Linked DNA regions of Homo sapiens: all the other regions are linked to region 2. The links are chromatin contacts, found by Hi-C or POLR2A ChIA-PET in ENCODE. All regions are on one chromosome and are shown on one strand. The core of a region is the stretch at or near the end of the contact, and the rest is flanking DNA. Distances in the headings are between cores, read along the strand shown. Region 1 holds the start of YEATS2 (YEATS domain containing 2). Region 2 holds the start of PSMD2 (proteasome 26S subunit ubiquitin receptor, non-ATPase 2). Region 3 holds the start of SNHG33 (small nucleolar RNA host gene 33).

Evidence for each region. A loop is a pair of places that touch in the nucleus more often than their neighbours do. ChIA-PET counts read pairs that join two places held with the same protein, here RNA polymerase II (POLR2A). Pooled maps may share reads with other maps.
Region 1: a map of B cell shows a loop between it and region 2 (11-fold over the local background). The contact joins the promoter of YEATS2 here to the promoter of PSMD2 in region 2. A Hi-C loop is called at or near these places in 2 of 168 maps with a recorded cell type or tissue (B cell and naive thymus-derived CD4-positive, alpha-beta T cell), 1 of 37 single-sample maps with no recorded cell type and 10 of 50 pooled maps.
Region 3: a pooled map shows a loop between it and region 2 (2.9-fold over the local background). The contact joins the promoter of SNHG33 here to the promoter of PSMD2 in region 2. A Hi-C loop is called at or near these places in 1 of 50 pooled maps. POLR2A ChIA-PET finds 5 or more read pairs at or near these places in 2 of 52 experiments (GM12878 and OCI-LY7).

What each region holds. Positions count from the first base shown.
Region 1 is chr3:183,696,076-183,700,250 of GRCh38, reverse strand. YEATS2 (YEATS domain containing 2) reads right to left here and starts at 2,454. Exons shown (of 31, transcript NM_018023.5): 1 at 2,258-2,454. RefSeq lists a silencer at 2,080-2,549.
Region 2 is chr3:184,295,919-184,300,490 of GRCh38, reverse strand. It overlaps PSMD2 (proteasome 26S subunit ubiquitin receptor, non-ATPase 2), which reads right to left and starts at 1,250. Exons shown (of 21, transcript NM_002808.5): 1 at 1,090-1,250; 2 at 584-640; 3 at 47-211. The coding sequence starts at 1,224. RefSeq lists a silencer at 1,243-1,582.
Region 3 is chr3:183,445,248-183,449,597 of GRCh38, reverse strand. It overlaps SNHG33 (small nucleolar RNA host gene 33), which reads right to left and starts at 1,990. Exons shown (of 4, transcript NR_038302.1): 1 at 1,833-1,990. RefSeq lists an enhancer at 1,788-2,323.

The sequences.
Region 1 (4,175 bases), core at 1,205-3,704, 600 kb after region 2:
TATCATGCATCCACTGAATGAACATGAAGCATTTGAAACTGAGAAACATGTGGGGAGAACTCTGCATGCTGTATGTCAAGCTACCTATTTTTAATATCTAAAGAACTTTTGACAATCAATTAGGAAATAACAAAAGATGACAGAGAACAGGAAAAGAAATTCACAAACAGCCAATAAATGGGAAAAAAATGTTCAAACATACTAGTAATCAATAAATGAAAAAAACACAAGACACCATTTTTCATCGATTAAGTTTAGTTTTGGGGCAGATGGAAATGGGGCACTTTTTTTCTAATTTGCACTCATTAGTTTCATTTCCTCACATCCGGTTCCCACCTCCCACTTCCAGAACTATGGACAGGAAGACCAATGACCAAAACCAATAACCACCGTGTTGCCAAATTCAATTGACAATCTTAATGAACATCTCAGAAGCCCTGATAAAAGGACCAATTCAACATCTTCCAGAAACACCTCTTTTGGCTGCCATGATACATGCCATTTTGGTAGGAGCTTTTTCTCCTACCTCACTTGCTGTTTCCTGCGTCCTTTCCCCAACCTTCTTCCTCTACCAGACCTAGAGGTATTTGAGTGTCTGCGCCCTTTTCACTTCTCCACACTCTTTCCCCTCAGTGATCTCACACAGCACCATACCTTTGAATATCATCTACGTACAGATCACTCCCAATTTTTTTTTTTTTTAAGAGACGGGGTCCTTCCTGCCTTGTAGCCAAGGCTGGTCTAGAATATCTGGGCTCAAGCGACCCGCCTCGGTCTCTCAAAGTGCTGGGATTTCAGGTGTGAGCACCGCGCCCAGCCACTCCCAGATTTTTATCTCTAGCTCTAGCCTCTCTCCTCCTTGAGTTCCAGCCCTCTACATCCAACTGCCTCAACACACCGACTTCATAACTAACATGCATCTAAAATTTAATACATCTAAAATAGAATTCGTTTTTCCCACCTCAAATTTCTCTCTTCCATTCTTCATCTCAGTAAACAGCACCACCACCTACTCAGTTGCTCAAAACAAAAATCAAAAAAGCAAAGATTCCCACCATTCCCTCACCAATCCAAGTCTTGTTCATTCTACCTTAAAACATTTAAAAATCTGTTTATACTTCCCCATCTCCCTGCCACGGGCCTAGTCCAAGCTACTGCAAAGAGCACAGTAACTGACCTCGTAGGTTCCTCCCCAGCCCTCTTCCTCTACATAGCAGTCGGATCATGCTACTCGCCTTCTCAAAACCTTCAAAGGCTTCCCGGGAAAAACTAAACTCCTTATCAGGGCATCATCTGCCCTATCTTTTAAAGAGTATACACAAACAGGAATATACATCCAAGGGTAGTATCTCTAGATCGTAAAACTGCGGGCATTTTTCTCTGGCTTTGCTTGTATTTTTAAATTTTTCTACGCTGAATACCCTCTACTCATTAAGAAAGGGGAAATGATATTGCTGAATTCTATATAATATTATACCGCATTTTTTACATGTGAGCGAGAAAAGGGAATGGAAAACGTGGGTCAACTCTGTAACTGCTGAATGCTTAGATGAAAATACTAGCCAACATCAAACTAAAAAAAAATGATGTGTCAGGCCTGTAAGATTGCTGATGGCATTTCTCTTCCTCTGGTTTCTATTTCTTAACATAATCACATTCATGATGGAGAAAACCTCATTGTCTTCTGCAGTCTGGCCACAGCCCTTCAAGCCAGCCTTTCCTGCAGGAGTCCTCACTTTCCGAGGCTTCCACTCCGCCCCGCACTGCCCGCAGCTCCGGCGCGTTGGCCCCGGCCCCATCCCTGGACCCCCAAAGCCTCTCTGACCCCTCCCCTCCATCCCAGGGAGGCCCGGTGGGGATGGCGACAGGTTGGAGGGGCATTCCAGGATCCTTTCGGTAAACCCACGACTTTCTGGTGCTGGGGCCAAATCTTGCCTCCAAGGCCAAGAGCTTAACATCCTAAAAGCTCCGGCCGCTGTGGCTCGGGGTCCCGTATCCCCTCAGCGCAGCGCCCCGCTGAAGAGGAAGCCCCCAACTCACGTTCCAATTCCAGGCTCCCGCTTCTGCGGCTCCCCGGCCCGCACCTGGGATCCTCCCTGCCCTCCCCTCGGCCCCGGGGCCTCACCGGGTCCCGCTGCCGCGCTGCCTGCCGATGGGGGAGGGGCGCGCACGTGCCCGCGCCGCCCCCGCCCAAACAATGCCCCGGAGAGCGGGGCGCGCTCCCGGCCGGTCCCTTCCTGCGCCCGCCAACACTCACCCTTTCTCCGGGTCTCCGGCTGCAGCGCGGGCCCCGCCGGCCGCCGCGAGAGAGCACGGCGAGGTGAGAGAGCGGGCGAAGCCCCGCGGAGCTGCCCCGCCACAAGGCCCCAGCGACCCCCGCAACCTGCGGAAGCACACGGCGCGGTGGAGCCCGCCCGGCGCGTTCCGCCCCGCACGTCAGCAGCTGGGCGCGTCGGGGCGCGCGCGGCGGCGCGCGCGGCCTCGGGGCGGAGCTCCCAGGGATGAGGGCGGGGCGGGGCGGGGCGGGGCTGGTCCGGGCTGGGACCCCGGCCCGCGAGGGCACTTCCTGGGCAGTGTGGGCGTCGATTCTTGCAAAGGCACAGTCGTCCATCACTTTCCTGCCCCAGAAGATGGCGAATTTCAACCCCAAGTTTGACAGAATATTCATTCTGCCGGCGTGTATGAGCTTCCCTATTAATCACAATAGTGACTATGATGTTTGTGTGTGCCATCTTTGTGCCAACCCATGTGCTAAGTGCTGGGTATACAAAATAACAGTAGTTATTTCTAGCCCATTTTACAGATGAAGAAACTGAGGCAGGGAAGGCTTGAGACTTATCTCAGTCACACTAGCTAGTGACAATCCAAGTCCAGTTTTCCACCTAAATATCACTTGAGGCCAACATTCTCTTTCGTTGTAACTCTACCACCCTACCCAAGACCCTGTAATCTCTCTGCCCAAGACTATGAATAGCCTCCCAACTGGTCTTGGGGAACTTCTGTTCCCCTTCAATCCCTTCTCACTGTATAACGATTTACTACTGGAGCTGAGTGGTGGGTTTAGGAAGTTCACTTTTTTTTTTATACTTTACATACATGTTACCAAATTTTTAATGTATTTAATGTTTTTATCAACGCATAATAAATATAAGTGGTGTTTTGTTTTTTGTGTTTTTTTTTTTTTTTGAGATAGAGTCTCCCTCTGTTGCCAGGCTGGAGTGCAGTGGCATGATCTTGGCTCACTGCAGCCTCCGCCTCCCGGGTTCAAGCGATTCTCCTGCCTCAGCCTCCCAAGTAGCTGGGATTACAAGGCGCGCGCCACCACGCCTGGCTGATTTTTGTATTTTTAGTAGAGACAGGGTTTCACCATGTTGGCCAGGCTGCTCTCGAACTCCTGACCTTAGGTGATCCACCCGCCTCAGCCTCCCAAAGTGCTGGGATTACAGGCGTGAACCACCACCCCCAGGCTAATTTTGGTTTTTTTAGACAGGTCTCACTATCACCACAGCTAGTCTCACACTTCCGGGCTCGAGAGATCCTCCTGGCTGGGCACGGTGGCTCATGCCTGTAATCCCAGCACTTTGGGAGGCTGAGGCGGGCGGATCACCTGAGGTCAGGAGTTCAAGACCAACCTGGCCAACATGGTGAAACCCCGTCTCTACTAAAAATACAAAAATTAGCCAGGTGTATTTGGGCATGCCTGTAATCCTAACTACTTGGGAAGCTGAGGCAGGACAGTCACTTGAACTCGGGAGGTGGAGGTTGCAGTGAGCCATTGCACTCCAACATGGGCAACAAAAGTGAAACTCCATCTCAAAAAAAAAAAAAACTAAGAAAGGCTTCCTTGAACCTTAAGCTAAGACTCAAGAGATAATAGGAACTGGGGAGATAAACAAATTTCATGGAGAAGGGGGTGAGGTCACAGGTCAGGATGAGTGTGTTGGTGTTCCCCTACTCTTAGGGTTTAACAGTGAGGTGGAAAGCATAGAAATACCCAGATAAGTGCCAAGAAAGCTAGAAGCTGACTTCCCTTGGTGTAGCTTGGAAGGCTGTCCAAGTCTGTGAGAAGGCTCACACAGTAGGGCTTGGGAGCAGGCCATGGCGTTGGGAGGAGTCTGCAATAGTGCTGCTGGAGCGCTGCAGCTTGCACATTTAGGTATGTCAGAATTCCAGAC
Region 2 (4,572 bases), core at 1-2,500:
AAGGAATTCCTAAACTAGGCCTCCACCAGGTTTGAAACAGTTTTACCTTATTCTCCCCAGGGGCCATGTTCTCATAGATTTCCTTCAGTTTGCCATAGTGTGGACGCAGAAATTTGAGAGGCTTGGGCACTGAAGTCATGGAAGTTGTAGAAGAACGAATCTGCCTTCGCAATTCCTCCAGCGCTGGTCGATACAGGGATGTATCCTTCTCCTGATCAAGAGACGACAGGGCTCAGACAAAAAGGAGTCACACCCCTTCAAGTCATAATACAGAGATATTTAACTTAACAACTCCTCCAAGGAAATGCTGTGTCTTATTCATTCATCTGTGATTCCTCAACTCCCTGCACCCTGCCTGGCACAAAAACAAATGACCCAAGTTAAGAGGTAAGAACTCTGCTTCTCCCACAAGAGAAAGCTGCAAAACTGTACAAATACCCTTTGTAACTCTCCTGCCTCCCAACATCATCATAACACTGACCCTAAAATACAGTCCACCGTACATAGCAGTTGCCTCAAAAAAGAATAAAACAAGTGGGAAAGATCCAAACATGCACCGAATCATGTTAACATCGTGACTCACCCCTAGTCGTTCCACGAGCATCTCCAGTTCATCTTGAAGCTGTTTATCCTCTTCAGACTGGAGGGTTGGGAGAAGCAGCTCATGAAGAGAAGGAATCCCAAAGACGTCCTCCTCCCACTTACCCGGGGCAGGTGAAGAATAAGCCTGCCTCCTTAGGAGGGGCCAGGTGGACAAGGAAACCGAGTGGGAATGGGAAGCCCTGGTGAGAAATCAGCCTGGGTTCTGAATCAGGCTCTACTTGAATGCCACTCTAGGAAACGGAGGTGACAATGACCTGCCCGAGTCCACTTCACGCGGCGGTGGTGAGGGTTGGTGGGGACGGCGGAGGTGACAGCGCGGAACGGAGAATGAGGAGCAGAGAGGCAAGGTGCCGGGAGTCCCGAGGGTCGCCCCAACCGCCCTCTCCCTGGCGCGGTGGGGTAGTTGGGTGTCGGGCCTGAGGCCTGCGGAGCCGCCGTGACTCAGCCCCGCAGCCTCCTTCGCCGACTCTCGGGGTCGCGCCTCACCAGCTCCTGTTCTTTGTCCTTGTCCCCGGCATCCCGCCGCTCCTTGCCGCTCGGCTTCTCGTCCGTGCCGCCGGGGGCCGCCGCTGGAGACTGCTGGGGCTGCACCGGCGCCTTGTCCCGGCCTCCCTCCTCCATCTCCGCCGCCACTGCCGGCCCGCTGCGCGCGCACCCGCTCGCACCGCCCTTTTTCCCAGACCAACTCGCGCGCGTCGGTCGCGGCGCCCCTCCTCCTCCAGAGCCCGCCTGCGACCGGAAACGCCGGGGCGAGCCGGGGCGCTCGGCGACCCACCCACCCCCTCGGCCTGAGAGCCCCGCCCTCGGACCCCGCCCTCGGAGGCAGGTGGAGACTACAATTCCCAGCCTCCCCCGCGCCATAGTCGCCCCTGGCCCCCGACCTCTTCGGAGTTTCCTGAAACCCGCGGGACTTGGCCGTGTGGGGTTTGGGTTCGCTCACTGCTGTAGATGGGCGGTCTGCGAGCGGAGTTACCGAGTTTTACTCCGCCACAGGTTTTTCTCATAACGGTGTAAATAGAACCCACAGTGACACTCCAGTTGACTGCGTGGCGCGACAGACAAACTAGATTTCTTGACGTCCAGGACGCTTGATTGCCGCCTGTATAAAGTCTGTGTAACTGTGTCTAGCCCCACACCACTGTGGAATATTAACCTCATTTGGTTTTGTTGTTGTTGTTGCTTTTGAGAAGGAGGCTCGCTCTCTCGCCCAGGCTGGAGTGCAGTGGCGCGATCTCGGCTCACTGCAAACTCCGCCTACCAGGTTCAAGTGATTCTCGTGCCTCAACCTCCCGAGTAGCTGGGATTACAGGCGCCCGCCACCACGCCCAGCTAATTTTTGTATTTTTTAGTAGAGACGGGGGTTTCACTATGTTGGCCAGGCTGGTCTCGAACTCCTGACCTCAAGTGATCTGCCCGCCTCAGCCTCCCAAAGAGCTGTAATTACAGGTGTGAACCACCGCGCCCGGCCTATTAACCTCATTTGATATTCCTCCCCAGTTGAAAGAGAGTACTCTGCTATTCCCGTGGCTACCATTTTAAATACTTTGGGGAGCCAGGTGGAGTTGACATCGATCAATAAAGCCCTGTGCTCCCCGCCAAGTTCTGGAGCTAAAAGCAGAACAAGACAAGGTCTTCGTCCTCTATCTTCTCGTCTTTCCCTGTGAAGCCTTAGAGGCGTGTGACTGACGCGCTTATGTCAGGACTGCTTTCGAGTGATTCCATGCACTTCTTACAATCTTTTGAGATTGGTAGGGTTAGGTCCATTTTACAGAGAAGATCATATCAAGTAGTAAAATGAGGATTTATTTTTTATTTTATTTATTTGTTTTGAGATAGTGTTTCTCTCCTGTTGCCCAGGCTGGAGTGCAATGGCGCAATCTCGGCTCACCACAACCTTCGCCTCCCGGGTGCAAGTGATTCTCCTGCCTCAGCCTCCCGAGTAGCTGGATAAAGAGGAGTTTTAGAAAAAAATCCCTCTACAGATGACTGAAGAAAGCATGAAAATGTATGGACACCGTGAAGCCAGAGATAGAATAGGCAGAACAGTTATGGACTGTTGAATTTTTGTGCCACCACGCCCGGCTAATTTTTGTATTTTTAGTAGAGACGGGGTTTCTCCATGTTGGTCAGGCTGGTCTCCAACTCCCGACCTCAGGTGATCCGCCCGCCTCGGCCTCCCAAAGTTCTGGGATTACAAGCGTGAGCCACCGCGCCCGGCGGAATCAAAATTTAAAGCTCAGTCTTTCAGTCTTCAAAGCCCTTGACTGTTTTAGGCAAACCCCAGAGTTTCTTCTTCAGCTGTGTGTGTGTGTGTGTGCGTGTAAGGTGAGAAAAAAGGAAGTATCTCTTCTCCCTTTCACCTAGTGGGAACACTCAGGAGTCTTCTAGCAATCTTATTTTATGGGTTCTGACACATTGAAGAAAAAGACACCTAGTACAACATATCACAGAGTGAATGTTGGGTAAATGTTTGTGTAGATACGGAAGTAAAGGTCTGAATCCATTTTAAATACCTGTTGCTCTTTTCCACTCAGTGCTTGGATTCTAGGCATGACCTTCCATTGCCATTGCCAATGACTCCCCCAGCGCTGGTCTGCAGACAAAAATTCAACAGTCCATAACTGTTCTGCCTATTCTATCTCTGGCTTCACGGTGTCCATACATTTTCATGCTTTCTTCAGTCATCTGTAGAGGGATTTTTTTCTAAAACTCCTCTTTATCCATGACTTCCTTCTTCTTTTTTTTTTTTTTTTCCAGACGGAGTCTCGCTCTGTCGTCCAGGCTGGAGTGCAGTGGCATGATCTCAGCTTGCTGCAACCTCTGCCTCCCGGGTTCAGGTGATTTTCCTGCTTCAGCCTCCCAAGTAACTGGGACTACAGGCATGCACCACCACACCCCGCTAATGTTTGTATTTTTAGTCGAGACGGGGATTCACCATGTTGGCCAGGCTGGTCTTGAACTCCTGACCTCAAGTTATCTGCCTGCCTTGGCCTCCCAAAGTGCTGGAATTACAGGCATGAGCCACTGCGCCCGGCCTGGAACTGTGTCTTATTCATCTTTATGCTCCTAGCCTCCAGCCTAGCGCCTGGCTTGTAGTGAGCCTTGATAAATATTTGCAGAATGCATGCATGCGGAATGAATGAATGAATGAATGGCTTTGCATTCATCTTCAGGCCATCTTTGTGTATAATAACAACCCACTGGGAGCTGTCTTTGGAGGCCAGAACTAGGCACTGGAAAATCATGAGGTTTCTCCATTTGTAAATCATGATAGACCCACTAAAACTGCTTTTTTTTTTTTTTTTTTTTTTTTTTTTTTTTTTTTTGAGATGGAGTCTCCCACTGTCGCCCAGCCTGGAGTGTAGTGGCACGATCTCGGCTCACTGCAACCTCCGCCTCCCGGGTTCAAGCGATTCTCCTGCTGGTCTTGAACTCCTGACATAGTGATCCACCCACCTCAGCCTCCCGAAGTGCTGGGATTACAGGCATGAGCCACTGCGCCCAGCCTGCTTTTTTTAATTAAAAAAAAAAAATAGGACCTCCAATCCTGCAGAAAACTGTGCTTATTTTTATGAGGGACTCTCTTCCACCCGGACATTTCCAAAGTGCTATCAAGGGTGTGAAATCATACTTCTTGGCATATGTTAGCTTATTGTGGATGGGAATTAGTTAGACTTACCAATGGGACTGCATAAGGGATGGCCTAGCACTTTACCTATAATTGCTTCCCTGTGTCCACCGAGGAGCACCATCCCTTATTTCCCCTTCTGCCTGGACACACCAGAGCATATCACATACGCATACTCAGCCTGACAGGGCTACTAAGGGTAAAGGTTACATCTCTTACCTGATGTTCACCTTGGCTTGCCTCTGGAACCAAGCACCTGCAGAGTGTTCAACAAACAGGTGTTCCCTGGCTTGATTTCAGCTCAATGTGTGCTTAGGTTTCCTGAAGCTGTCTGGTTGTCA
Region 3 (4,350 bases), core at 741-3,240, 850 kb after region 2:
AGTTAAGCAGCACTGAGCCACCTCCAGGGGAACAGGCTTAGAGCAGCTTGCTCACTGGCCTTCCTTCCCTTTCTATTCTATTTCTCTATTACCCTGTGATTTTTTCCTGGAAACTTTCTAATTATTTGCACAGGAATTCCTGTGTTAGGGTTTCCTTTGGGGCCCTAAGACACATGATATAATAAGTATTTTTAAACGGATGACTCTTATCTTTAAAAGCAGTATAACTTGCTACTTTTTTGACATATTCTTATGTAAAAGATAAAGTCACTTTGCCACTGCTGAATGTAAACAGAGAAAATTGATTTGGAAAAGTTTTAAAATTCAAATTTAAATATGAAAGATCTTCATCCTTTACCCGTGATACGTGCTACAGATATTTTCTCCCAATCCAGTTTTTTTTTTCAGTTGTCTTTTGACTTTATGATGTATTTGCCATGCTATTTGTTTTATGTGGTCAAATTTATCAACTTTTTATTTTATTGCTTATGGTTTTTTGAGTCATAGTTAGAAAGCCTTTTTCTTTTTAGTACTTGTATTGTTTCATTTTTCACATTTAGATCCCTGATCCATTTAGACTTCATTTTTGTTACGCTATAAGGTGTAGATCTAATTTTATCTTTTTCCAAATGGCCAACCAGTTGGCCCAGCTCTGTGTATTACAAAGCCCAACTCTGCTCCAATGATATGTGATAGCACCTTTATCTTTAACTTTCTACCTGCACTTGGGGTTATTTCTGGATTTTCTATTCTATTCTACTTGTCTTTTTATATTATTCACACACTAGTTCCACATCTTAATTATAGAGACTTTGTAACCTCTATAGTCATAAAACCTCTATGACTGCCTTCATAACCTGTATAATACAGTTTTAATTACAGAAACTAAAGACAAACATAACTGTAAACCAATATTGAACTCTGGCTAGTTGGTCTGTTTTTACACAGTGGTATGGGTTAGCAATTTTGAATCTACTTTTTGCACACGATTGAGCAAAAAAGTGAATATCTTGTGGATAAGGAGAGCCAGCTTTCTCACTCTCAGAAAACAGTTACAATTACAGAAAGGGCAAATCTGATTGAACCGTGAGATGCTGCACTGGAACTGAGTTAACAGTATGAAGTCAGCTGTTTTTTAAACATACATGTAGATAGATAGATATAAAACAGATATAGATGTGCCTGGATTGATGCATGTATGGATGTGTGTGGGGAGGGTGTGTGTATACATATAAATATACATGTATATATACGTACATACACACACATATGTACATAAATATGTGTGTTTGCATCTCTCTCTCTCTACATATATATATACATAAAATTTCCTAGCGTTGTCTGCTGAGACAGTCTAGAAGCGATGGCATCCTAGTAGCAACGAACACAACCTACAGCCCAGATACGGCTGTAAAATAGCATTCTCCAAAAAAAGGAACCAGGATTCTTTGGAGAAATGTCTGATTCCAAGGCAGGAGCTAAGTACAAGATGAGCCTGGAACATCTTGTGTCCTTAAACAGAGAATGACGGGGGGACATGTTAAAAGGACACGGGAACCAGAAGTAAGCAAATGAATAAACGGGGGAGAAAGGAAAGCGCTTCCTTACTATAGAAAAAGAGAAAACAGAAAAGCATTCTGTAGCTCGTACCGTGTGGGGGCGGGGGAAGACAGAGGCCTGGCTGCAGAAGGACGCCCTCTGGAAGGGGGACTGGAAGCCGAATCCCCTGACAAGCGGTCGCGGTCCTGTCTTTCCGCTCGAGCTTCGTTCTCCCTTCACCACCCACCCCGCGCCCCCACGCACCGATCCACCGCGGCTTTATGCCTCGTCACCTTGGCAACAGCAGCGGGCTCAGGCAGTGTCGCCACCAGTTTCTTGCACCCGCCAGCAGCACTGACGCTGCAGAGGTTGCCGCCATGTCCCCTCGGACCGGCCGCTTGGTGAAGTGCGGCTGCGTCTCCGTTGTCGTCCACATCACCTCCGTTCGGTGTAAAAGCCTCTTGTCCTCCTCTGGCCACCGTCCAGGTCTGAACCAAGAAATGAGCCAATCCCAGCGAGGCATTCGGGTGGGGGGCGTCACCGTTGAAACCACTCGGCTACAATCTGCCAATCGGGCTCGTGCCCGCGGGGTGTGGTCTCGGCCTCCGGGACCCTGGGGGTCTGCATCTACTCCGGGGTGATGTTGGGGGCTGGGAGGATCTGCTCTGTCCCCAGCCTCCTTAGGCCCTGGGTGTCCCTATCGCCGTTTCCGCCCAAGAACCGCAAGGGCCCACCCTATCGCAGGCTCCAGGGCAAGAAACCCTCCTCTTGACCTTCAATCTTTAGAGAACTGAGGTGAAGAAACGGGGCGGGAGACTGTCGTAGGATACAAAGGAGTGGAGAATAAAACAATGCAAAATTGTATAACATTTTCAAAATGTAAAAAAAAAAAAAAACTGATTAAGAAATCCTCTTAACCATCTCAAAACTGAGATTACTGAATATCTTAAAAATGAAAAAAAAAAGAGCAAGCTCTGCATATTAGTACCTGTGGGATATACCAATACAGTGCTTTTAAAAATTCAAAATAAAAGTAAATTAAATAATTCAGAAAAAATAGCAAGGTAAACCTAAGAAAAGCCGAAAGAAGGAATTCGTAAGAATAAAAGAAGAAAATAAAAAATAGAAATGGAAATGGGAATACTAATAAGAGATTTGAAAAAGGCAACAATAGGGTGGTTGGCTCAAGAAAGAAAGAGGAGCACATCAAAATACAAAATGATAAAGGGGAAATAACCATAGATACAGGAAAACTTAAAAGCATTGCATGATCAGTCAGTTCTACATAATAAATTTGAAAACTTGAATGAAATGGACAAGATTCCAAGAAAATATAATTTACCAAAACATTCCAGAGATAGAAATTCTAAGTAGACCAATTACCATAGAAGAAATAGATGTTGGCCGGGCGCGGTGGCTCACGCCTGTAATCCCAGCACTTTGAGAGGCCGAGGCGGGCAGATCACCCGAGGTCAGGAGTTTGAAACCAGCCTGACCAACATGGAGAAACCCTGTCTCTACTAAAAATACAAAATTAGCCGGGCGTGGTGGCACATGCCTGTAATCCCAGCTACTCGGGAGGCTGAGGCAGAATTGCTTGAACCCGGGAGGCGGAGGTTGCGGTGAGCCGAGATTGTGCCATTGCACTCCAGCCTGGGCAACAAGAGCGAAACTCGGTCTCAAAATAAAGGAAAAAAAGAAATAGATGTTATTAGAGAACTGCATTTCTCCATAGCTGAATCCACAGAAGCACCAGGCCCAAATTATTTCATAGGATAATTCTGTGAAAACTTAAGGAACAGAGAGTTGGTTGCTGTTGATTCTGCCTTAAGCACAGAAAAAAGAGGAAGCATTTCAAATTCTATTCATGAAGTGAGCATAACATTTATACCAAAGTCTCATAAAACACCCATACAGCATATACGTATACATTGACCATAGAAATTCTTACTCATGGCCGGGCGCGGTGGCTCACGCCTGTATCCTAGCACTTTGGGAGGCCAAGGCAGACAGATCACCTGAGGTCAGGAGTTCAAGACTAGCTTGGCCAACATGGTGAAACCCTGTCTCTACTAAAAATACAAAAATTAGCCAGGCTTGGTGGTGTGTGCCTGTAATCTCAGCTACCCAGGAGGCTGAAGCAGGAGAATCGCTGGAACTCGGGAGGTGGAGGCTGCAGTGAGCCAAGATCACACCACTGCACTCCAGCCTGGGAGACAGAGCAAGACTCCATCTCTAAAAAATTAAAAAAAAAAAAATTCATACTCATGAATATTACTGGAAAAATCCTAAATCAAATAAAAATTATAATAAAGTATTTCTATTTTACTAGAAATAGCTGGGTACAGTGGCTTGTGCCTGTAGTCCCAGCTACTTGTGAGGCTGAAGTGGGAGGATCCCTTGAGCCCAGGAGCTCTAGGCCAGCCTGGGCAATGTAGTGAGACCTCCCATCTCTAAACATCGTTATAAAGAAAAAGAAAAATTTGTCATCTCCAAAATGCAAAAAAGGTATTTGTTAAAATTCAACATACATTCTTGATTTTTAAAAAAACTTGTAAAATTCAGCAAATGATATTGACACAACTGGGTAGCCATCTAGAAAAAGTAAAGTTGGATCCCAACTCAAACTCATACCTCACATCAAAATAAATTCCAGATAAAGATTAAATGGAAAAAATGAAGTATAAGTGTACTTCATTAAATCCTCATACATTCTGTAGCACAGGAAATTTTATAAAGCAATACCCAAATGCCGTAAGAGAGAAAATGATACATTCAATTACTTAAAAAAATTTAAAAGCAGCAAAAGTA